Regions from separate parts of the Homo sapiens genome. Here all the other regions are linked to region 1. The links are chromatin loops, found by intact Hi-C in ENCODE. Cell type or tissue: IMR-90. All regions are shown on one strand.

What was found. Peaks named below come from ENCODE experiments on the same cell type or tissue, not always from the same donor. Only the 100,000 strongest peaks of a DNase experiment are listed, where the experiment ranks them.
Region 2: it touches region 1 in a loop (17-fold over the local background); 5 of 110 quality-filtered maps call a loop at or near these places.
Region 3: a loop joins it to region 1, with 14 times the contacts of the local background. A loop is called at or near these places in 15 of 110 quality-filtered maps.

The regions. Positions count from the first base shown.
Region 1 is chr5:60,673,949-60,681,948 of GRCh38, forward strand. The region is part of intron 2 of DEPDC1B (DEP domain containing 1B); the gene reads right to left. Among named protein-coding and RNA genes, the nearest start is that of DEPDC1B, 22 kb to the right of the region's middle. In IMR-90, CTCF peaks have their summits at 3,950 (motif pointing right) and 4,348; no DNase peak of the experiment used is centred here; H3K27ac peaks cover 497 bases.
Region 2 is chr5:62,140,140-62,148,139 of GRCh38, forward strand. It overlaps the pseudogene RN7SKP157. Among named protein-coding and RNA genes, the nearest start is that of KIF2A, 160 kb to the right of the region's middle. In IMR-90, a CTCF peak has its summit at 3,686 (motif pointing left); no DNase peak of the experiment used is centred here.
Region 3 is chr5:60,925,088-60,933,087 of GRCh38, forward strand. ERCC8 (ERCC excision repair 8, CSA ubiquitin ligase complex subunit) reads right to left here. Exons shown (of 12, transcript NM_000082.4): 2 at 3,777-3,872. Among named protein-coding and RNA genes, the nearest start is that of ERCC8-AS1, 12 kb to the left of the region's middle. In IMR-90, a CTCF peak has its summit at 4,139; no DNase peak of the experiment used is centred here.

The DNA.
Region 1 (8,000 bases):
TATTGGAACGCTAAGCATGTGGGAGTCATCTCTATCCTACTGCTCAAGGTCACCACCAAGGTCTGATTGCAAAAATTCAAAAAATTGCAAACTCAGGAATAAAGAGGTTAAGGACACTAGTGGATAATAACTAGGCATCATGAATTCTCAGCAAAGAAACCTGGGTAAGGATATTAAAAAAAAAAAAATTTCAAGGCCAGTTGGTAAGACCAAGTGTTTAAAACAAATAAATATAAAGGAAAAGGATAAAGAAATCAGCAGGAACTATGACCCCAAATGAAGGATCAGGATAGAAGAATAAGCCAAGGATTTGAAATTATCATGAGTTAATCACCAAAAAGCCTAAAAAAGGACATTATAAAACAAAAGTCTATCAATAACCAGGAATTACCTTTTATGACTCAGGGCAATATATTTCAACATTCTATTTAACACACCTACATGTACTAGTTCTTTTGCAAAGATGGCAGTGATAACATAACCCCAGAATCAGTTTGACTTATCAGCTTAATACATAACTTTGAACCTTGGGTCCACATATAACTGGCCTACTACTTATACTTGGTAGACTCTGCTCCTGTGCTTCAGTGCCTACAAAGGATCCTGAACTCAAATCCATCCCCCATATGTGTGATTGCTACAGATCAATATGATCTGTTGCTTTGCTTTCACATACACCTAATAATCTGTTGCAGTCACAAACACATAATAGTCATTGTGCTATTTCCTAGGCCCAAAAAGCTGCCCCAGTCTTGCTCACTCTACAGCCATTGCTTGTTATATCCATCTGGGTTCTTAGTTGCAACTGTAAGGAACAGAAACAAATTCTGGCTGATTTAACCATAAAGGAATTTGGAGATACCAAATAGAACACAAAATCAATTGGACAGCTGGAGAAACAAGATGGGGGTGGCGGATAAGACAAAGGAGGAAAAGGAGGCCACCCAGCACACACAGAAGGAAGCACAAGTGAGTTCATGCTCCAGGAACAATCTGGTCCTAAAGCCACTGCCAGTAGCTCTGGATGCCTCTGTGTACTTCTGTCCTTGCTCCTGCAGTCCACCACGTCTGTCACAGGAGGATTCTAAGCTGTCCCTTCCCCTTTGCATGCCTCATTCAAGATTCAAAGTCCTAAGGAGGAACATACAAATGACCAAGGAGAAGACATGCCTGAGCCCTCACTGCCAGGGGTAGGAAGCAGGAGTGTCTCACCCCTGTCGGTTTCCACTGTAGGGCACAGGGCCCTGCCTCCCACCAACACCCACACAAATGAGGATTCCTACAAAATAGAAAAGGAGTTTGGCAAGAAACAGAAATAGAAAAGAAATGCCTGGCAGCAACCAAGTTGTCCCTATGTATATTTTCATCATTATCCCACAACAACCTGGGCATTCATTCTTGACCTTTGTGGGAGATGTGGGTACAGACTCTGAGACAGTCACCCAGCTCCAGGGACTCCAAAATCCTTGAGAGATTACCTAGGAACAAACCCATCACAAAGACTTAGACACCCACTAAACACTGCAGGTATGTTTGAAGAACTGTTCATTGGCTTGAAAACAGTTACAGTTACATTCCAAGCCTCTGTAAGCAGATGCTAAACATTAACAAAGATTCTAAATGTAACTAGCAATTTCAGATTAATGAACAATATGTTTAAAACTTTGTTCAAAAATAATCAGACTTCAAACAAAGCTTACGGACTACATACAGAGCAGTTACAGGGTCTAGCCTGAAATTTGCCTATAAAACACAGGCCCTTCCTTCCTTTTCAGCCCCACGGCTAGCATTCTCATCTAGGCAATATCGCTTTCACCAGTTACCTTAAACGCCTCACCAGCTTCTCTGCCTTACAATCTATTCTGTCCCTATTATTCAATTAACTCTGTTCTAGAACAAAGACTCCATCACTGCTCAAAACACTAACAGTAGCTGCCTTCTCTGTTTCTTTTTTCTTTTTTTTTTTTTTGTTTTTTGTTTTTTTGTTTTTTGTTTTGAGAGGGAGTCTTGCTCTGTTGCCCAGGCCTGGAATGCACTGGCACAATCTCGGCTCACTGCAAGCTCTGCTTCCTGGGTTCATGCCATTCTCCTGCCTCAGCCTCCCGAGTAGCTGGGACTACAGGCACCTGCCACCACGCCCAGCTACAATTTTTTTGTATTTTTAGTAAAGACGGGATTTCACTGTGTTAGCCAGGATGGTCTCGATCTCCTGACCTCGTGATCTGCCCACCTCAGCCACCCAAAGTGCTGCGACTACAGGCGTCAGCCACTGTGCCCGGCCTTTTTTTTTTTTTTCTTCTTTAAGAGACAGGGTCTCACTATGTTCCCCAGGCTGGCCTTAAAAATCCTGTAGCACACCAACACGGCACATGTATACATATGTAACAAACCTGCACGTTGTACACATGTACTCTAGAACTTAAAGTATAATAATGAAAAAAAAAAATCCTGAGCTTAAGGAATCCTCTGGCTTCAGCCTCCTAAGTAGCTAAGACTACAGGCGCATGGCACTATGCCTCGCTTTAATAACTTCTCCTTTTGAAATAAAACCCTACTCCATAGTCAGAAATGTAAGAAATTCCACCAAATGTATCCCTCATGATTTCCTGACCTAAGATTTCTGTTCCAGCCGGGTCATCCTCCTCCCTTTTCTCCCAGGAAGCTTATTTGTGTGTTTTTGACTGACAGCCTTGATCTTGCCATCTTTCCTTTTCCTTCCCATCCCTTCTTTTTATCCAGATCCTGCACTGTTTAGCCGACCCAGGCTGAAGTCCTGCTCCTCCTCCGTCTCCTTCCCCTTCTCCTTCTCCTCCCCATCCCCCTCCCGTTCCATAAGGTTCCAAACACTCCAGTCCACACCAACTGGATCACAGACACAATTCCTACAATGGCCAGGCAGATAACATAATCATGATACAGTCTGGTATAATATTATAGGGAAATGGTGGGGAATGTGGCCACTGGAGTGAGTTTGCCCCATCTAAAGACTTTCCGGTTCATAATGTATTAAGACACTGTGCTAGAAGTTAATAATGTTAAGTGTCTATGAGAAAGAGAACTGAGTGGCTGGGGGAGGGATATGTGAGGAAGGCTTTTCATTGCATATGCCCTTTTGCACTTTGTAAATTTCGAACCACATAAATGTATTATCTTCACAAAATATACAAAATTTAAAAATAAAAAGGAGATAGAAAAAACTTGATGACTAAACCACAATACTGGTCAAACAAAATAGATATGTCAACCCAATGACTGCCAGTGTAACTGATTATTTGTTATGGGTTATTTTAGGTAATTAATTAAATACTGTCTTGATTCTGCTAAGTAGCAGAATCTTTTTCATACAGACACACACACACACACACACACACACACACACTCTCTCTCTCTCTCTCTCTCTCTCTCTCTCTCTCTCAAAAGAGATTATAAAGTCAGGCAGATAAAGAATCACATTATATTTCCTTTTTAGATCCTTCACTGCCACGGATTGGAAAACATGTGATAGGTACTCCATACCTGGAAACATAAAAGTTTAGAACTAAAAAGGATCTTAAAGATCTAGTCCTCCCTGTCATTTTTTTCTTTTTTATTTTTTCTTTTTTTTATGAGACAAGGTCTCTCTCTGTCACCCAGGCTGAAGTACAGTGGCATGATCATGGCTCACTGCACCCTTGAACTCTGGGACTCAAGCTATCTGCCCCACTCAGCCTCTGGAGTAGCTTGGTCTATGGTACATGCCACCACTTCACCTAACTAAACTTTTAACTTTTTGTAAAGACAGGGTATCACTTTGTTGCCCTGTCAGTTTATATTTGAGAAAACCAATGCCCAGTAAGGCTAAGAACTTATCCAACTAATCACAGGACAACAACCCATGACGATGAAATGAGTAAAAACAAAAGAAAAATAAAATCACACTAACAAGTTTTGTGCTTTCCTAGAAAAACAAAAGATGTCCACTAGAGGGAGGAAGTAGTCCATTAATTTAAAGGTGAGGTATCTAAAACGGGTCCAAAAGACCTATTGGGTAGTGATGAAAGAATTTTTCCCAGGGCCACAGAAAATGACTTAAGGGCCACCTCCCTCAAACAACTTAAATTTGAGTTTCTTTCACTGGAGGTACAAATACAGGTTTTGCAAATCTCTAGCTTAAGAAAGTTATTAGCATATGGTAAAATAAAATTTTTTTTTTTGGTGTATAGCCCTATCAAGTTTAACACATGTATACACTTGTGTATCTACCACCAAAATCAAGAAACAGAACTATTCCATTACTCCCGAAAACGCTCCTTCCTGCTCTCCCTTTACAGTCGCACCCTTCTGCCACCCAGCGGTGCTACATTGTATGGATGTACAATAGTTATCCATTCACCCATGGAAGAATGTTTAGGTTATTTCCAGTTACTGGCAATCTATAAATATTCACTTAACGAGTTTTTGTGTAAACATTGTTTTTGTCTCTCTAGGATAAATACCCAGGAGTAGGAATGCTGAATCATATAGTCAATGTACTTATTAACTTTAAAAGAAACTAACTTTTCCAAAGTGACTAACAATCTAGGTGTCCAACAGCAATGTATAAGATTTCCAGTGACTGCATCCTCACTAGCACTAGATATCATTAGTATTTTTATTTTAAACATACTAATAGATACATAGTTGTATCTCCCTAGGGCTTTAATTTGCATCACCCTAATGTATACTACATCAAACATCTTTTCAAATGCCCATCTGCTAACTGCATACTTTTGGTGATATGTCTTTTCAAGTCTTTTGCTCATTTTTCAATTGGATTGCTTGTTTACTTACTGTTGAGTTGATGAGCTCTTTACATATTCTTGATAGCACTCCACTGTCACATATGTGGTTTGCAAATATTTTCCCCATCTGTAGCTTGTCCTCTCATCCTCTCATCCAATGTCTTTCACAGAGCAAAAATTGTTCATTTTGATGAAATCCAGTTTATCATATTTTTCCTTTATGTTTGGTGCTTTTAGTGTCATGTCTAAAAACTCTTTGCCTAATACCAAAACAAAGATTTTTCTCCTGTTTTTCTAAAAGTTCTGTAGTTTTATATTTAAATCTATGATCCACTTTGAACTAATATTTGTATGAAGTATAAGGTTTATGTTGAGGTTCTTTTTTTATTTTGGCACATGCATGGATGGATGCCCAATTATTCCAACATAATTTGCTGAAAATACTCATCTTTTCCCATTAAATAGAATTTACATCTTTGTAAAAAAATCTATTGGCATATTTATATGTATCTGTTTCTGGACTCTCTATTCTGTACCACTGATCTATATGTCTTTCACTTCACCAACACCATAGTATTAACTTCTATGGCTTTCTATACTAAGCCATAAAACTGGGTAGTATGATTCCTCTGCTTTTTACATTAAGAACTGTGAAAGTAACATTATTCAATAAATCTGGCGATAGCTACATAACAAACTTTAGTTTCAAATTAAAATCAGTATTTTGAAAATAGGCCAGAAAAGCAAGAAAGTATGAGAGAAAAGGAATAGAAAGAAAGAGGAAGAAAAAGAGAAGTTGAAACATGAGAATGACACACACAGAGGTAGAAACAAAAAAGAAAAAAGAGAAGGAAAGAAAAAAAGGAATGAGACAGGCAGGAAATAAAAAGAAAATGGTCCCTACATGTTAGATCTCAATCCCCACCATCTGAGCTGTGAATTTCTACCTGTAAGCCATGAAAACCTTCCCAGTTCAACCACCCACCAGAGCTAGCACCAGTGATGAGAGCAAGTCAGGAGCCATGTATAGGCTCCATGCCAGAGAAACCTTTCCTGCTAAAGGGCTACAACAGGACAAACACTTTTCTCATTAAATAATCCAAAACAATTATCATAATATACATTTTTATTTGTATAGAACCCACTAAGTTAGGTTTAAATAATATTACGTAATTGTTCACATACACAGATGGGCAGAAGCAGTAAGTACAGAATTTCTTTAATTAGAACATTCTTGGTGTTTTGTTTAGACATTTTAAAGGGGAAAGTGTCTGAGGATTAAATATGTACCCTGTCTACCTCATAGAATTGTCGTAAAGATCAGAGGAGATCATAAAGATTAAATGACATCACAGAAGTAGAAATGTTTCATAAACCAAAATTTCTTATAAACATATAAAGTAGTATAATTCAATCTCCTCATCCATTAGAAGTTTAGGGTCATGAAGCTTTAAGACACAGACAACAGCACCTGGTTCAACCATGAGCACCATTTAGTGAAATCTAAAATTGTTTTCACCAGCAGCAAACCCAGAACTCTTTCTAGTAATTGCTGTTGGTTAACAGGAAAGAAGTATAGTGCTGAGTACATCTCTGTAACATCTCATTATTATTATAGGCATTCAGATATTATGAACTTGCTTTCCTTTCTTATACACTAAAATTCACTCCTCCCTTCAATTTTTCTATACTGAACATCTTGAGTCTTTAAAAAAAAATTACAAATTTAAATGCATTCACAGAACAAATATGACATGCATTTCTTAAATCTAGAAATCATTTTTGACATATTCCAAAATAAGGGCTTTACTAATCATCTTTGTTATAAAATTCTCTAACATATATATGCAAATTCCCTCTCTTCAAAATATACAAAAAGAACCCTTATATTTTAGGTAGCTTTCTCTAACAAATAGATAAAGGAAACCACCTCTCTTTTGCTATATTTATATAAGTATTTAGGTTATGTTTCCCTTGCCTTCTTTATTTGAGAAGAACTTCTTGAAGAAGACAGTTCATCATTTAATACGTATTACATGGTACTTAATGCATTGCAAGAACTTTGTGAATATAAACGTGTTGATTACACCAAATGTTTCTTGCTTATTCTGTGTGTTTACTCTTTCATTCACTAATATATTTGATAAACTAAGTCAACCTCATGTTGTGAAAATAGAGGCAGCCTGGCATAGGCTTCAGAGATGAAGACCTCATTTCAAATCCTGACTCTTCTACCACTACCTGGATTACTTTGGACCAGTTAGTTATTTTGGCTTTATTAATTTCCCAATCTTTACAACTAGGATACTACCATTTCCACCTACAGGTGTTGAGTTAAATAATGAATTATGTGATGAGGATGGAACAACATAGAAGCTCTAGAACATTAGTTCCTTCCTTTCCAGCAAGAACCCTTCAATGTCCATTCCATTATTCTCAGAACTACTTACAAAATGTTTCCCTTCAGACCAGCCCACCCAGGCCCCCCACCACCAATGCCAGCACCTGCATATACCACCCAGGGACCTGAGGACCATCACACCTTGCCCACTACCACCACCCAAGGGCACACATACACCACCCAGAGCGGCAGGACCAGCCTGCCTGGCATCTACATCATCAGAAAAGCCTTGCCACAGCCTCTGCCAACAACCTAAGCCATTGAGGAACTCACAGACACCACTGGCATTGATTACAGCCAAAGAAATAATAGAGACTAAATTACTGTGCATACCCAAAATCAAAGGGAAGGCACTCTAACCAGCCAACACTATAGATAGATCTACAGGAAAAAAGTCTTTACCTACAAAAGCCAATCCATAAAACTAGAAGAAGCAACTGTTCCACCAGATACACAGATAACAACATTGAGACATAAAAACAATGAAAAGGCAAGGAAACATGAAACCTCCAAAGAGACGCAATCATTCCCCATTAACATCTCAAAGAAAAGGAAATCAATGAAATGTCTGAAAAAGAATTTCAAATAATGATTTCAAGGAAGCTCAATAAGATACAAAATAACACAGACAGACAATACAAAGAAATAAGGAAAATAGCTTATGATCTGAATTATAATTTTTTTTTTTAAGAGACAAGGTCTCACTATGCTGCCCTAGCTGGACTCAAACTCCCCTACTCAAGCAATACTCTCACCTCCTGGGTAGCTGGGGCTATAGGTACACACCACCACACCCAGCTCTGAATGAGAAATTTAATAAAAAGATAGTTATAATTAAA
Region 2 (8,000 bases), 1.5 Mb after region 1:
TTGCAATAATAAATGAACACTTAAAAGGAAGTTATAAGTGTAGAATTTTCTGAATTTTAAATTGATTAAATTTACAAAAAGAAATGCATTTCTAATATTTTTTTATTTTGTTGAATTAATCATCATGTGAAACAGTTACTCACGACTAGGAGTATTTGCAAAAGGCAGATGTATGGCTCTAGAGAAACCAAATAATAGGATAAGCTGGAATATGGAAGAAGGGATAAAAGGACAACAGATGGAACCAGGCAGGGTTAATACATATAGTGTAAATGAAGTAGAAGTTTTTGAAGCCCAAAGTCATGGAAGAAGTCTTTAGAAGGCCAGAGCTTTCCTAGCTTCAGTTTTTAGGAATACATCGGCACTGCCCAATAAAAGGCAGATAACAAGCCTCAGTAAATTATTATTATTATGGTGATAGTGAAACCACATCATAAGCGATGAAAAAATAATAAAAGAAGAGATTATCAGCACAGGAGGAGGTCAGGCCTGCAGCCAGCACCAGTTCATGTCAAAGCCAGCAACAATTCATAAAGTCGTAAAAGGTAATTGTGGAATAGGGACTTGGGAAAGACAATTACAGAATTAAAACCCAGGCCCTCTCCTGCATAGGGTACGGATGGATGAGGTGTCCTTTACCTTTTTCTGCCACTAGAATCTTTGTGTCAAATGAAAGTCAACTACTTTACACCCACAAAGAAGACTATGTCAAAGTGTGCAGTATAATTATGTAATTTTATAACAGCTAATGAACACTCAATATTTCAAGTCAGTTTGACGATAGCCTGCCACTGTCTCTCACAATTCCTAGGTGATTCAATGTTTAGCACTCTGTTTTCTAATTTTCTTACAATACTATGTTCTAAACTTCCACCCCTTTTGTTAAGACTAGAGTATGGGTATGATGCTTGGAAAACTCGTTCCATTAAAAATCCAGAGGTGAAGTCCATCACATTTAAAGAGTGGAACAGCACTTGGAATCCTAAAACTAGAAAACAACATTCAAGACAAGAAAGTAGATGATAACCCCCTGGGTTTCAGAATCCCTGCTGCTGCATCAGGTCCAGGTCCCAGGGCTACAAGAAGGGACAAATGAGGAGCTTATCAAAGCCATTCAATTGAATTTGAAGAATTGGCCCATAACCTGACAAAGGATTTTGTGTGATAGTAAATAAAATAACATAAAATAGTAACATCCGACCAGGCGCGGTGGCTCACGTGTGTAATCCCAGCACTTTGGGAGGCCGAGGTGGGCAGATCTTTTGAGGCGAGGAGTTTGAGACCAGCCTGGCCAAGAGGGCAAAACTCTGTCTCTACTGAAAAAAAAAAAAAAAATACAAAAATTAACCAGGCATGGTGGTGTGAACCTGTAGCCCCAGCTCCTTAAGAGGCTGAGGCAGGAGAATCTCTTGTACCCCGGGGGTCAGAGGTTGCAGTGAGCCAAGATCACACCACTGCACTCCAGCCTGGGTGACAGAGCGAGACAAAAACAAAAGAAAAAGTAGCATTCAACCTCCAGCTATGACTTTCCAAGACCACCTAGACAGTGGCAGAAGCCCCTGACTAGGAGATAGAACACTCCTGCTTAAATTTCCTTCAAGCACATGTGTTGTGTATTGGCCTTGACATCAGGATGTCAACATAGTAATTTCAATGGTGAAATCATACTTATTGGTTTCCCTGGGGTGTTGTTAAAATCTCATGGGCTTCTGTACCCATCGTAAAACAAAATTCAGATTCACTGTTTTTTTAATAAATATATATTAAATCACTTTGCTATTATCTCAGAAGCAAAATAAGAATAGGGCAAGAATGTGATAATCCTACCACAAAAAGGCTGAGAATTCCTGAATTCGGAACAGTAAGCTATCATTTCAGAGAGCACGAAGGTTAGACTTCTTCAACGGAGAAAGCTGCCTAGAAGGATGTACGTAGAAAGAAATGCAGAGAGTAAAGCTACACAGGGACCTGCTTTAGGGAAAGAAACAAGGTGACTTGCAGGAGGAAGAAAAGTATCATGGAAGAAGCAGAGAGCTTTAAAGGTAAAAACAAAGGTGATTCTGACGCATAAAAGCAGGAGGGAGCCCATAGCACACATGTAGTAAAAGTCTGTTAGAACATTTACTAAGAAACAGAGAAAAGAAAACAAGGCAGGGAAATGTCACATGGCATACATTCCAGACAATTTAGCTATGCTATTTTCGTCTCGATTTTTCATTTTTAATTCAAGGGACTTCAGCTTCATTGTGGTGAGACCTAAAGAGAAATTAAACTGACATTTGGATCAAAAAAATTGTAACAAACATGCACACAGAGATGGTTTCTGTCCCCTAACCAGTGCTCCATACTGGCTTCAGCCATGAGGCCGCTATGGCTCTACAGTTGTTTGCAAAGAGTTGCTGGACTACTGCCCCACAAAGACAATGGGTTTTGATTCGTTGTTTTTCAGTTGTTTGTTTCTGTATTTTGGCTAGCCATAAGGCTGATTCGTATATTTACCAACATTAAGATCTGGATTGAATTTCCACCTCCATCCTCACTCAGTCTTTCAGCATTTCAATATGCCCACGTGTGCTGGCCACCTTTCAGGTGAGAGCCTATCTGTTAAGTACAAACCTTTCTGACTTTCAAGCCAGATTCTCGTTCAAGTTTTTTGCAGGCTGAAAATGGTAATTAAAATATGAGTTAGGGGAAAGAATGGGAAGAAGGCAGGCTGCTCAGGATTTGCATTTTGCCCATCTCCCTTTAGTGTCAAATACTATACATTTACAAACCTCTTCTGTCTGTCTGGATGAGGAGGGAAAGAGCAGCTATACATTACCAACCTGGACCAATTAAGAGTAGCACAGAAGTAAACTGCTGGGCAGATGAGAACAGCTGGGCCGAACATAATGTACTTCCTTTCTCACCTTGTGTGGGTTGCCCTTCCGGGGTCCTTGTATTTCAGGAATGGTGGAGTCCCGCATGTTGATCCCTACTTGGTTGCTAGCACAGCCAGCCAGTTTTTAATGGGGAAAGACGCAAGAGGGACTCACAACTATTTCAGCCTTTTCCTCAAAGTGAACATTCTTTTTTTTCTTTCCTTCTGCATTATTGTGCCACGGTACTTTAAACTTTTCCCATCATTAAGCCTTCTGAGTGAAATTTTGAACTGATTAATGTGGCATTTTCCACTAAACTGTTTCAGGAAATGTTGCACCTTACCAGTGGGATGCTTTTGAATAATGTAATCTCCTTAGTATAATTAAAACTAAGTTCTGAAGTTACTACCTTTTCTCCCTGGAGGCACTCATCAAAATGTCAAGTGTTCCTTCTAGTAGAACTGCAAACCCATAGTACAAACAAATATATTACCCACTGCTCCTCGCTAGCAAGAGGCCCTTGCTGGATTTTTTTTTTTTTTTTTTTTTTTGTCACTTCATTTCGAACCTGTGCAAGCAGCATAAGAAATATGATCACCAAAAGCCACTGGACCCTCGTACCCTGAGCCGTGTTCTATACCAGCTGCCTGGTTTGCATTTACTAATATTCCTTTTGAATACTTGTCTTCAACAGATGAACTTTTTGTTGTCGCGTTGTTATTTATGCATAGAAAACAGCGTGGATCTAAAAGTCATTTGTTCTCCTAGAGCTTTCTATTTAGTTTAAAAGGAAAAAAAAAAAAAAATCAGGAATGCAACGCCCTCTTCTGGCTGAGAAGCATTTAGATAACTATGCAGACCTGAGCGGCATTTTGACCAAGTTTTTAAAGACTGCTTGGTATATAGTGAGTGATAAATGAATAATCGGCATTATTGTCAAAGTTTGCAACATTATTCCCCCTCGGGACAGGACAAGGTCTGGCCTCAGAGGGCCAGTCCCAGCTGCCCAGCTTTTAGGAGCTCTGGAGGAATTAAGTGAGTGGACCATTCCCCAGCTAAGCAGAAAGGTGATAAGAAACGGTATCAAGAGTCCCGTCCCTCTCTGGAACAAACATTCAATCCAAGACAAGGGTAAGTTCATTCTAAAGGCTTAGGAGATTTGTTTTTGAGTAGATGTCAGAGAAAGCCTATATTCCTTGCTAATTACTGGCTTTCTCTAGAAAAATCAGAAAGGGTATCAAAGGTTTCCAAATGCAAGCCTATTATTTTCTTATGAATGTAACCACCCTAATTATTTTGCTTTCCCGAGATCATATTAGAGTCTACCCTGGAACCTACATCTGCCTTTGAGGAGCCCTATCCCCAAATAAGGTGGCCCTGCCAGTCTCCATCTGGGAAGGAGGTGGAAGGAAGTGACAAAGGAAAGCGCAGGCATTTGGAGACAGAAGGAGCCCAGCAGGACTTTGAAAGAAAAATATTCAGTGCTGGAACATGCTTCTTACCAAGTAATGTTTTCACTCTCTAGAAAACATGCTTCTTTCCAGTCTGAAGGCCAGGCTGGCTGCCACTTCTCTCCGCCTGCCAACTAGTCATTAGCAAACAATGAGCAACCCAGTGACTACAAAAGAAAAAGGAAATAGGCATGCAGCAGCACAAGGTAATGACTGCTGAGTGTCTGGAGGATAAAGTATCCAAGTATCAGGCTGGAGGCTGCCCTCTTCATGGGGAGCTTCAGGATGAGGGAAAAAGGGAGGTGGGGCACAGCTGAGGAATACAGTCTGCGGCTGGCTAGGGAGGAGCCTCGAGATGGGTATACTTGGGGAGGCTTGGGACACATTCACCCAGGGATGTGTGCAGCTGAGGGCGTGCACAGCTGTGGTCATGGCTGGCACAGGATATTTCCTCTACCTAGCCCATGGTGGGAATGTTTGGAGTGAATAATTCAAGAAAGTCATTTCCAGAACACCCAAGTTGAAGGTCTTTGAGTGACAAGTATCAGAAACTCTCTTTAACTTGAGCAAAAACAGGAATTTATCAGAAAGAATCCTGAAGTGCCTCATAGAACCAAAGGACAGGAATTATGCAGGGGCTGGGCTGCTTGTGTATCTGGAGTCAGGAACTAAAAAGCAGTTAAGAAACCAGCCCTTACTGCCTGCCTCACCCCCATCCTCCAGCGCCACATGGTTTCTCGACTCTCTCCTTGCACTGTTCCACTTTTGTGTCCTCACTCTAGCATCTGCTTAATGTTTATATGATCAAACATGGTGGCCACAGCCCCAGAGTTTAATTGTCCTCAGTTCAAATATGGCATAAAACTGAATAAACTATTCATTCCAATTCCAAATTTCCAAGAGAGACCATTTGCTCCACACTATTTAGGTTCCTCTGTTTTCTAAGCAACCATGTGATATAATTTGGCTGTGTCCCCACCCAAATCTCACCTTGAATTGTAGCTCCCGTAATTCCCACATGTCGTGGGAGGGACCCAGTGGGAGATAACTGAATCATGGGAGTGGGTCTTTCCCGTGCTGTTCTCATGAGAGTGAATACATCTCATGAGCTCTGATGGTTTTGTAAAGGGGAGTTGCCCTGCACATGCTCTCTTGCCTGCTGCCATGTAAGATGTGACTTTGCTCCTCCTTGCCTTCCATCATGATTGTGAGGCCTCCTCATGTGGAACTGTGAGTCAACTCAACCTATTTCCTTTATAAATTACCCAGTCTCTGGTATGTCTTTATTAGCAGCGCGAGAACAGACTCATACACCATGATAAGGTAAACTCATGTGCTATGGCATGGCAATGGGGATTCATCCCTATGCATGGGAGACAGTTCTCAGAGAAGGTGTTATGGACTGGGAAGAAGGTCCAATAATAAACACACACACTCACATTGACTCTCAATGATCTTGAAGCACAGCTGAAATGGTTTTATGAAATGGCAAAATAAGGAGAAATTTTTTGGAAAAAAAAATTCTTAGAACATTTTCTGTTTCTGAAGACTTTCAAAGGTAGGGGGAGAGAAAAGGGTACCAAATCGTATTTTATGTATAGTAGAAAAGATAACTAATTTGGAAGCTAGAAGATCTGACAATTGCTCCTGGTTCCACCAAACTGGCTATGTGAACAAGTTATATAACCTCTTACCATAGTGTTCTCATTTACAAATAAGAAATAACAGTAGTTGCCCTGTGTATGTCATAGGGCTATTTTGTAAGAGGGGATGTACTGTACTGCAGTACCTACAGAGGCATGGGGATGAAGCAGAGTTTTGGTGTTCCATGGCTAATAATTACAGGTCACATAGAGATTCAGGGTTATATTACTCCTGGATGCAAGAAAGAAAAACAATGGAATTGCACCAATCACCATCAGCCTTACCTGCAGGACTCTGGAGGAATTCAGCTGTAAATTCTTAGCTAAAATCTGACAGAGCTAGAACACTCGCTGAGGAAGCACTTACAATTAATAATAAAAATGATGCAGAGAATATTCTCAGTGAGTGAAATAAGGAAGCACCCACTGTTGTTCACTGGGTCAGAAACGTGGCAGATCCAGGACTGGCTTGTTGGGCATGACCCTTTGTTCAGCAGAGTGATTCAGTGGGGCTTAAGTGATGTTTTACTAAATTAAGTCAAGGCTGAGTACTCCCCACCACCCACCAATGGATGTGGAGGGGCAGGGGCAGGGTGGCATCTGCCCAGCCCCTGGGAATTCAGCTGACCTGCTGGCTTGGTGTCCCCTTCCTCCCTCAATCTTCCTCATGCATCCCTTCTTGACATTGCACCCTCAAAGAAGATGACCTTCCCAGCAAAATGATTGTTCTTCTGGCAAGCATGTCTGCCCAAGTTTGTTGTGAAGATATAATAAGGTAATGGATATAAAAATGCTTTAAAAACTGAACTCACTACACAAATGTAAGTTATTATAATTATTATGATTAACAATGTCATAAAAGGAAACCATTAAATCAGTCACACAAATTGGCACATGTACTCAGTACCTAAAAGTAATCAAGCAGGGAGCCTAAAAGCAATTTGATAATCTTCTCCTTTTAAGTTCCTTTTCATTAAGCTTTTGCAGGTTTGTGCATCTATAAAATCAGAAGATATATTTGGCTTCAGGCTACTGCTTTCTCAGCTTAATGAAGGAATGTCTTCTTTGATTATTTCTTATCCCAAATCCTTGAAAGGGAAAACATATGTCCATCTCTGGGACACACACCATGCTATCTACCAACTGTTCGAGAGAAATGTCAAATCAGAGCTGGCTTCTGGTTTCTTCTTTGAGATTCTTTGCATCCATGATGGGGAATGGAATTGTTGAGGAGGTGAGAGACATAGAAAGAGATACAGAAAGATAAGGACAGACAGAGATACAGAAAGAGACAGGGACTGTTCTGTTTTCAACAGGCCATCTTAGCTACTCAACAGAGAGTAAATAAAGGAACAACAGCCATTCCTGCAGCTGAGTATGACTAGGGGTGCTGAAGTACAATTATATTATATTCAAAAATAAATACATAAGCAGCACCTAAGAACCACATTCAGGTAGCAGTACAACCTGAGGTTCTAGGTCAAAGATAGCCATCTTTTTGTAGCAAAAAGACTGAAATTCAAATTGGAGGACTACAGTACAGGACATGGAGCCTCTTCCAGTCAATTCACGTGGGGTAAAGGTTCAAAGTGGAAGAATTTGCTGTAATTTGTGTAGTAAGGTAAATCCTTTGACAACCCACAAAATTTATCTTTCATGAAATAAAAGATGATGGAAATGAATAGAGGAAAACATAATTTGTTACTGCCTATAAAGGGGATATAAAGACTAGAAAAATGAAAGGTGAACAGCATTCCACATGTTTGCCAGTTCCTAAGTGTAAATTTGCAAGTTCAAAGCTCAAGAGATCTTTTCCCTTCGATTTTGTGCTTATAATTAGGCTATGCTTATCGATAGAATTTTGTGTTTATCCTAAAATGATGGCCTTCCATTCAAGATCACTAGATTCATAGTCATGGGCATTTTAGACCTTACATCCAAAAAATATAACTCTTCTTAAGATAAACAGGGATGACAAATAAGTAGAAAAGCAATCTTATAGAATTCGCTTTTGAGAAATAAAAACTCCTAATTTACTATACTTT
Region 3 (8,000 bases), 250 kb after region 1:
CCTTAATCCTATTCCTTTGCTCATTTTTATGTAAAATTAATTTTCTTAACCTTTTAGAATGGAGGCTTGACTTACAATAATGTTTAAATTTTATATATTAAAACATCCTCTTCTTCCCTTAAAAATTTTTTTTGGGGGGTAAGATTTCAAAATATGGAAGCTTACTTTCAGAGATTTCCTGTTTCTGTTCACCTTTCCAATTTTATCGGGGACATCTTTTTCCTTTGTTTCTATTGTCTCTGTACTGCTCAATTTGGATTCTATTTCCAGCAGTTTTCCTCAGTATATAGTTCTGTACTGGGGGCGCACTTTGACTGGTTAGCTCTTTGGAAAGATATTAGAGTCCAGACTGCTATAGCTCCTTCTGGTCTTACCATGGGCCACTCAAACATATCTACAATTAGAGTATGCCATCTTCTCCCAGTTTGAGCTGCTGTAGTCAAATTTGCTTGCTAAGTTTTCAACCAACCTGTTGGTTACTTTGGACTTATCCAGGTATATCAGATGCCTTATCGCTTTTTACTGCCTCCTCTAGCAAAAATGCTGGTAGTGCACAGATCTTTTAGTTGTCAGTGGTTTGTTCCCACTTATTCACAGTTTGGGGTTTGTAGGGATACTTCATGACCTAGTTTGGTTGTAAGTGTTAATCTGGTTTTTCCTATTTGCCATTTTTAGTCTCTTTATGTGTTTTAATGGAGAACTAGAGGAACATTAAAAACTGCATTGACATTGTCATCTTTCTTTCTTTTTTTCTGAGAAGAAGTCTCGCTCTGTAGCCCAGACTGGAGTACAGTGGCATGATCTCGGCTCACTGCAACCTCTGCCTCCCAGGTTCAAGTGATTCTCCTGCCTCAGCCTCCAGAGTAGCTGGGATTACGGGCACGCGCCACTGCACCTGGCTAATTTTTTCTATTTTTAGTAGAGACGGGGTTTCACCACGTTGGCCAGGCTGGTCTTGAACTCCTGACCTCAGGTAATCCGCCCGCCTCGGCCTCCCAAAGTGCTAGGATTACAGGTGTGAGCCACTGCACCCGGCCTGTCATCTTTCAAGAATGGCACCCAAACTACAGTTTTTGGCACTACATTCACTGAGTATTTTGATTGAAAGATTTTCATCTGATTTTGAACAAAATACAATTAAATGTAGAGGCAGTGCTATTTAACTCTCCAAGATAAGGAGCTTGTACCAGAAACAAACACACGTCTTTCTTCACTGAGAATGTCTTGTTACAAACATGTCTTAGCTCCTTTAAATGGTGTGTGTAATGATGTAGTAGATTTATGTTTTAGCACAAGATCCTTATCTTGTGACCCAGTCACAAATAGTTCATGAACTAGTAGCATGTATTGATTTATAGACTTGTTTTTAAGATAAATTCAATACCAATTTATAAAACAATAGGGTTAATTTAAAAGTAGTTATTTGAAGGCTCAAAAATCCAATTGATGGGCAGTAAAGAAAGACTGCTAATAATGCCCTACTTAGTTATTTTAAAAAATATTCCACATTAGCTTTATTACATTTTGTAGTTCAGTTACTCTAATTGTGTACATAGAGAAATATTTGTAAATTTTAACAACTACAACTTTTATTTAGATTGATAAAATGTTTGGACACAGTTGTGAGTTACATGTATACTACAACCAATTCCCAAAACACTTTTGCTTCGTAATTAATCTTCATGAAACGTTGCTTTTCTTGCCATACAGATGTATTATCAATATAAAACAAAATTATGTTAAAAGTTGAAATTTTAATCTTAATTGATATGGTATTTACAATAATGTCAGATGTTTTGACTCTGTTAAAATGGCTTCCAAAAGCTTTTCTCTGATTCCATTAACTTTCTATTTGAAGTATCTGATGGCACTGACATTAACTATGAGATACTTTTTGCTGATAGAGTATGAAGAGATATGGTTTCATGTTTTTATATAGACAAGAAAACTTAGTATTAAAGATGAATGAAATTAACTTAGAAGAATTTAAAAGGTATAAAAGAAAATTCAAGCTTCACAGAGTGATACGCAAATGCACCCTCTGCAGTTGCACCTGTTAAACTGTAATTTTCAGATACTTTTTGTAAAATAACACCTTACTTTGAAAATCTCTGCCAGATTTGTGTATTCTGTCTGGTTTCCAATCTGATTTTCAGTGACACCTTTACAGCTCTCATGGTGGATGGTAAATATTAACAGGTGTTTTGAACAAGTTATATACACATCGATTTTTTTAGTTTTCCACAGAATGTACGCTTTCCTTTTAATATCTCTTGTTGCTATCAAAAGGGGTTAATGCAAAATACAAGTCTTAGCAAACAATGAAATAGTTGTAGACTTTTACCGTGCAATAAAGCGGAAAATCACTGTAGCAAGAGTCTTCAGACTTTTCTCTATGTGCTGTATTAAAAGATGCCTCATCTGCATTTCTCAAATATATTTCATGCACATATAATCTGTAACTTCCCATATTTCTCACCAACTCTGCCAACTGGTAGTCTACTGGCTTCTCATACATCACAGGCCACACAACTGATTACTACACCAAGTGGCTGGCTGGAGTAACAGTATTGATTACTTTCCTGACCAGCATCCAAACCCAAAAGTCAGCTATCTCCTGCTGCTCATGTCTGCATGTTTCATAAGTGAGTGCCCCCCCAGCTGTCCTTGAATAGAAGGTGTTACACTGAGCCTGGAAAAGGTCAGGAAAAAGAAAAGAATTATTACTCATCTTTTAGATTTAACCACATGCTAAAGTAAGATGTTTCTCATATACTAGTAGATGAGACCATGGTGGAAGCTGGAAGTAAAAAGTGGAAGTTTATCAAATCTGTTCTGACTTGACTTAATGTATTAATAATAATATTTCAGTATAAAATAAAAATTCTGGGGGAAATGCTAAACATACCATAACACCAAAAACTGTTTCCTTTAGTTAATGCTATATGTGGCCTAATTATAGGCCACATGAAACATACCATAACACAAACTGCTTCCTTTAGTTAATGCTATATGTGGCCTAATTGTAGGCCACATGAAAGGTTTTGTACGGTCTTTTAAGAGTAATGCAGTGTTATGACGAATTGTAAGTAGGAGAATATGTTCAGAATTGAGTTTTTCAAAGCATTTTGGCTGCTGTGTAGAGACTGGGCTGAAAGGAGTAAAAGTATATGTAATACTGCTTTTGATTAATAGTGGCAGCAGTGGTGGCAACTGTTTATGACGTGCCAGGTCTTACGTTAATCATGTTGTGCATATTATCTCAATCTTCAAAACAAGCTTGTTAGGTAGGTACTATTGTTCCCATTGTATAGCTAAGGCAACTGATAATTCGAAAGGTTAGGTAAGGGTAAAGCCAGGAAGAACTCAAATATAATTCTTATTTGTTTCTAATCTAATTCTTCAAAAGAGTCTTTCACTTTTTATATTTATTTTACCATTAGACTTTTTTGAGAGTAGCAACTATGTTTTAAAATAGCACCTAAAGACACATTCTAGCACCTAAAAGCCCTCTGCATCCAAAAGAAGTTCAATGTTTGTTAATTTAACAATAAGTAAATATTTATATTAAAGTAGCTTGGAAATGTTTATTTGACAACATTTGGTAGGTTCGATGTTTTGTATTTACTTGAAATTAATAATGCCAGATTCAAAAATGCTACAATTTAGGATTTTCATTAATTTTAATGAAACTTCTACATCATTAATTTGAAAAAGCAGGTTTTACTGCATTTCACTTAGAAAGAAAAATGATTATACAAGTATAATAAACTTACTATCTCCCTTCAACAGGTTCAATGTCAAGGGTGTTAATTCCACCGCCGTGGATTCTTTCAACATCTCTGTCTTTATTTAATTCCAGTCCCAAAACTCTTAAAAATAAAAGGGGGAGAAAGAAATTAACAAGTAATTTAACATTTAAAAATTTCTTATTTAACCAAGATTACTTATGGTACAAAAATCACAAGAAATGTCTAAATCTTCTACCACACATCCTAACGTATTTATAGATTTTTAGACATCTTGTATAAATGTTTAAAATATCAGCAGTAGTAACAATTACATGCAAACTTTTAAAGGTATTTAAAGACGGAAATTTGTACGAAAAAAGTTAAATTCTGATAAATGTAGCTGAGGACATCTAATGGACAAAAGCATAAATTACAGGATTAAAAAAATTCCTTGAAATGTTTCTTAAAGACGGACAGAAATAAAAAATGAGTATGGGCTGGGTGCAGTGGCTCATGCCTGTAATCCTAGCGCTTTGGGAGGCTGAGGTGAGAAGACTCCCTGAGACCAGGAGTTGGAAAGCACCCCAGGCAACATAGCGAGACCCCATCTCTACAAAAAATAAAATAAAAATAAGCTGGGCATGGTGGTGGGCTCCTATGCAGGAGACTGAGGCAGGAGGATTGCTTGAGCCCAGGAGTTCAAGGATGCAGTGAGCCATAATCACTTCATTGCACTCCAGCCTGGGTGACAGAGTGAGATCCTGTCTTAAAAGAAAAGAGACTATGTTCAACTTAACATTTATGTGTATTTAAATAAAGCCACTTAAATATCAATACAAATAATTAACAAGTACTCTCACAAACTAAGACAAATGACATTTCTGATATTTTATAACTGTAAACCATCATTATCCTGGTGAGCATATTATTAAGATTAAATGAGTTTGTATATAAAAGGTGCTAATTACAATGCCTAGTACATTGTAAGTATCTAGCGAATATTAACTATTTGAATCTCTCTTAATCTGTTGGCTGTTATTAGCATCTACACTAATTTAACCAGAATTATTTCTAAATTCATTATTGATTAAAATAATGCTAGTTTAAATATCAAATTATAAATTTTTGGCCTATAAAATTATCAGTTTTTTAAAAAGATAACAATGCACAATGCTGGAAAGGCATAAACTGATACTTTCATTCATTGACATTAGTACAAGTAATTATAAGCATTTTGGAAATCATTTTAGCAGTATAAAGTATCTGATTTGAAGATATACATGGCCCTTTGTCTTCTAGACATTACATATAGTACAACAATGACAAGCAGGCCAGGCGCAGTGGCTCATGCCTGTAATCCTAGCACTCTGGGAGGCTGAGGTGGGCGGATCACCTAAGGTGAGGAGTTCGAGACCAGCCTGGCCAACATGGCTAAACCCTGTCTCTACTAAAAATACAAAAATTAGGCTAGGTGCGGCGGCTCATGCCTGTTATTCCAGGACTTTGGGAGGCCGAGGATCACAAGGTTACAAGATTGAGACCATTCTGGCCAACATGGTGAAACCCCGTCTCTACTAAAAATACAAAAATTAGCTGGGCGTGGTGGCCTGTGCCTGTAATCCCAGCTACTTGGGAGGCTGAGGTAGGAGAATCACTTCAACCTGGGAGGCGGAGGTTGCAGTAAGCCGAGATCACACCACTGCACTCCAGCCTGGGTGATAAGAGCAAGACTCCGTCTAAAAACAAAAACAAAAACAAACTAAAAAATGAGCCAGGCCTAGTGGCGTATGCCTGTAATCCCAGAGGCTGAGGCAGGAGAATCGCTTGAACCCAGGAGGCAGAGGTTGCAGTGAGCCGAGATCGCGCCACTGCACTCCAGCCTGGGTGACATTTATTGCAATACATCTATATACATTGCAATTTAGCCTTAGGTTTAAATATCCAGACAAACAGTAATGAGTTATCTGACTTTGATCAATAACAATAACAGCTAATATAAAAAGCCAGGCCGGGCATGGTGGCTCATGCCTGTAATCCCAGCACTTTGGGAGGCCAAGGAGGCCGGATCACTTGAGGTCAGCGATTCAAGATCAGCCTGGCCAACATGGTGAAACCCCGTCTCTACTAAAAATACAAAAAAATTAGCCAGGTGTGGTGGGGCATGCCTATAATCCCAGCTACTCAGGAGGCTGAGGTGAGAAAATTGCTTGAACTCAGGGGACGGAGGTTGCAGTGAGCTGAGATCATGCCACTGCACTCTATACTCCAACCTGGGTGACAAAGCAAGCAAGACTCCGTCTCAAAAAAAAAAAAAGCCTACTACTCATTGTAATAGGTAGTAATAAGAAGTGTAATAAGTGGTAGTCCCAGGAGTGGTGATTATTATTAAATGCATCTCCTGATTATAAGATTAATAGAAGAGTAATTTGCCCAAGGTCACACAGCTAATATTTGGCTGAGCCGCATTTGAACTTTAACATTAAATTTTTTTTTAAATTTACTTTTAGAGACAGGGTCTTCCTCTGTCACCCAGGCTGGAGTGCAATGGCAAAATCATAGTTCACTATAGCCTCAAACTCCTGGGCTTAAGGGATCCTCTTGCCTCAGCCTCCCAAATAGCTAGGACTACAATTGCATGTTACCACACCTGGCTAAGTTTTGGTATTTTTTTGCAGAGATGAAGTATTGCTATGTTGCCCAGGCTGGTTTGGAACTCCTGGCCTCAAGCAATCCTCTCACCTTCACCTCCCAAAGTACTGGGATTACAGGTGTGAGCCACCACATTCAGCCCTGAACTTTGACATTCTTTCCCCAGACCACTATGCTGTTCTGTCATTTCTGAACTTCAATATTTCATCAAAACTTTTTTTTTCATATTTTTCCATTGAAATTGCCATTTTTCTGAAAATATTTTTCCATATGATCATTTTTCAAATTACAACAGAATATATGCTCTTTGTAACAAGTAAAAACAGTATCATTCAAACATGTATAAAGGTAATCATCTTTTCCTTCAGCTCCCTCTTCCTAACAGTAAGAAGCATGGCTCCCAGTAAGAAGCATGGCTCCCATTACTACCAATATATTTATCAATCCCCTGTATGTAACCAATCTCCCATCTCCACTACCATCCCCTCCCCCAACAGCTTGGGCTCTGATTTCTGTCTCCTCTAAAATCCTTATCACCTAAATTTGTATGTCCCCACAATTAAACTACTTCCTCAACCTGCTCAGGCTCTGAAATTCCACTCTAGGAAACCTAATCCCATACTAAGTGAGAAAGCTTACCTCTGCCCAACATAATGACTTCAGGACTGAATTGTCTGTGAACTAGAAGGAGAGTTTAAGATGAAGGGAAAAGGGCAATAATACTATAAAGGGAAAGAGAGGTGGGGAGTGGCAGGAGACAAGGTGTACAAAACATAGGTTAACATAGCAGGCCTGAGACGGCTACCCTTAAAAAGTTCTGCTTGCAAGATTGGCTCTTGGTTACAGTCTGGGATTTCAGGAGGGTGCCCACCATGACTGGATAAGAATGGCTCACTGTGCCTAAACTATTTGAGAAAATAATGTGCTTTATGATGAATACCTGCTCTACTTTTGGGAGTCTGGAATTTTGGTACATGCTAGATAGAGGGTGCCTTTATGAACGGTACCCAGTAAAAACCTTCAACATTGAGTCTCTAATGAGCTTCCCTGATAGACATTTCACATATGTTGTCACAATTTGTTGCTAAAGGAATAGAGTGTGTCCTGTGTGACTCCACTAGGAAAGGATTCTTGGAAGCCTGTGCCTGGTTTCCTCCACACTTTGCCCATGCACCTATTCCCTTTGCTGAGTTTATCTTGTATCTTTTCACTGTAATAAATCACAGTCATGAGTAATTGAGTCATAATTAAATGCTGAGTTCTCAGCCCTTCTAGAAAATCATAAAACCTGGGGATGGTCTTGAGGACTTCCCCCAACACAATGGCATAGGAGTAGAGGGAAAAGAGAAGGGAAAATGGGCAAGGAGAGAGGAAAGAGTAGACACATAAAGGAGGGAGGGTAAAAAGGGAAAGAGAAGAGGGAAGGCAGAAGAGCCTGGGGTAGAAGGGTAAGGACAAAAAGCAAGCCCTGGTGTCTTTTAAAATCACCTTTCCAATCTCTTTTTTATATAAAAGCATTGCTTACTGGTTATTAATAGCTAGCATTCACTTGGCTTAGTTCGTTTCCATGCCAAACTGATTGTTAAATATTTTATCAGTCTCTTGCTTCTTCTATGGCAC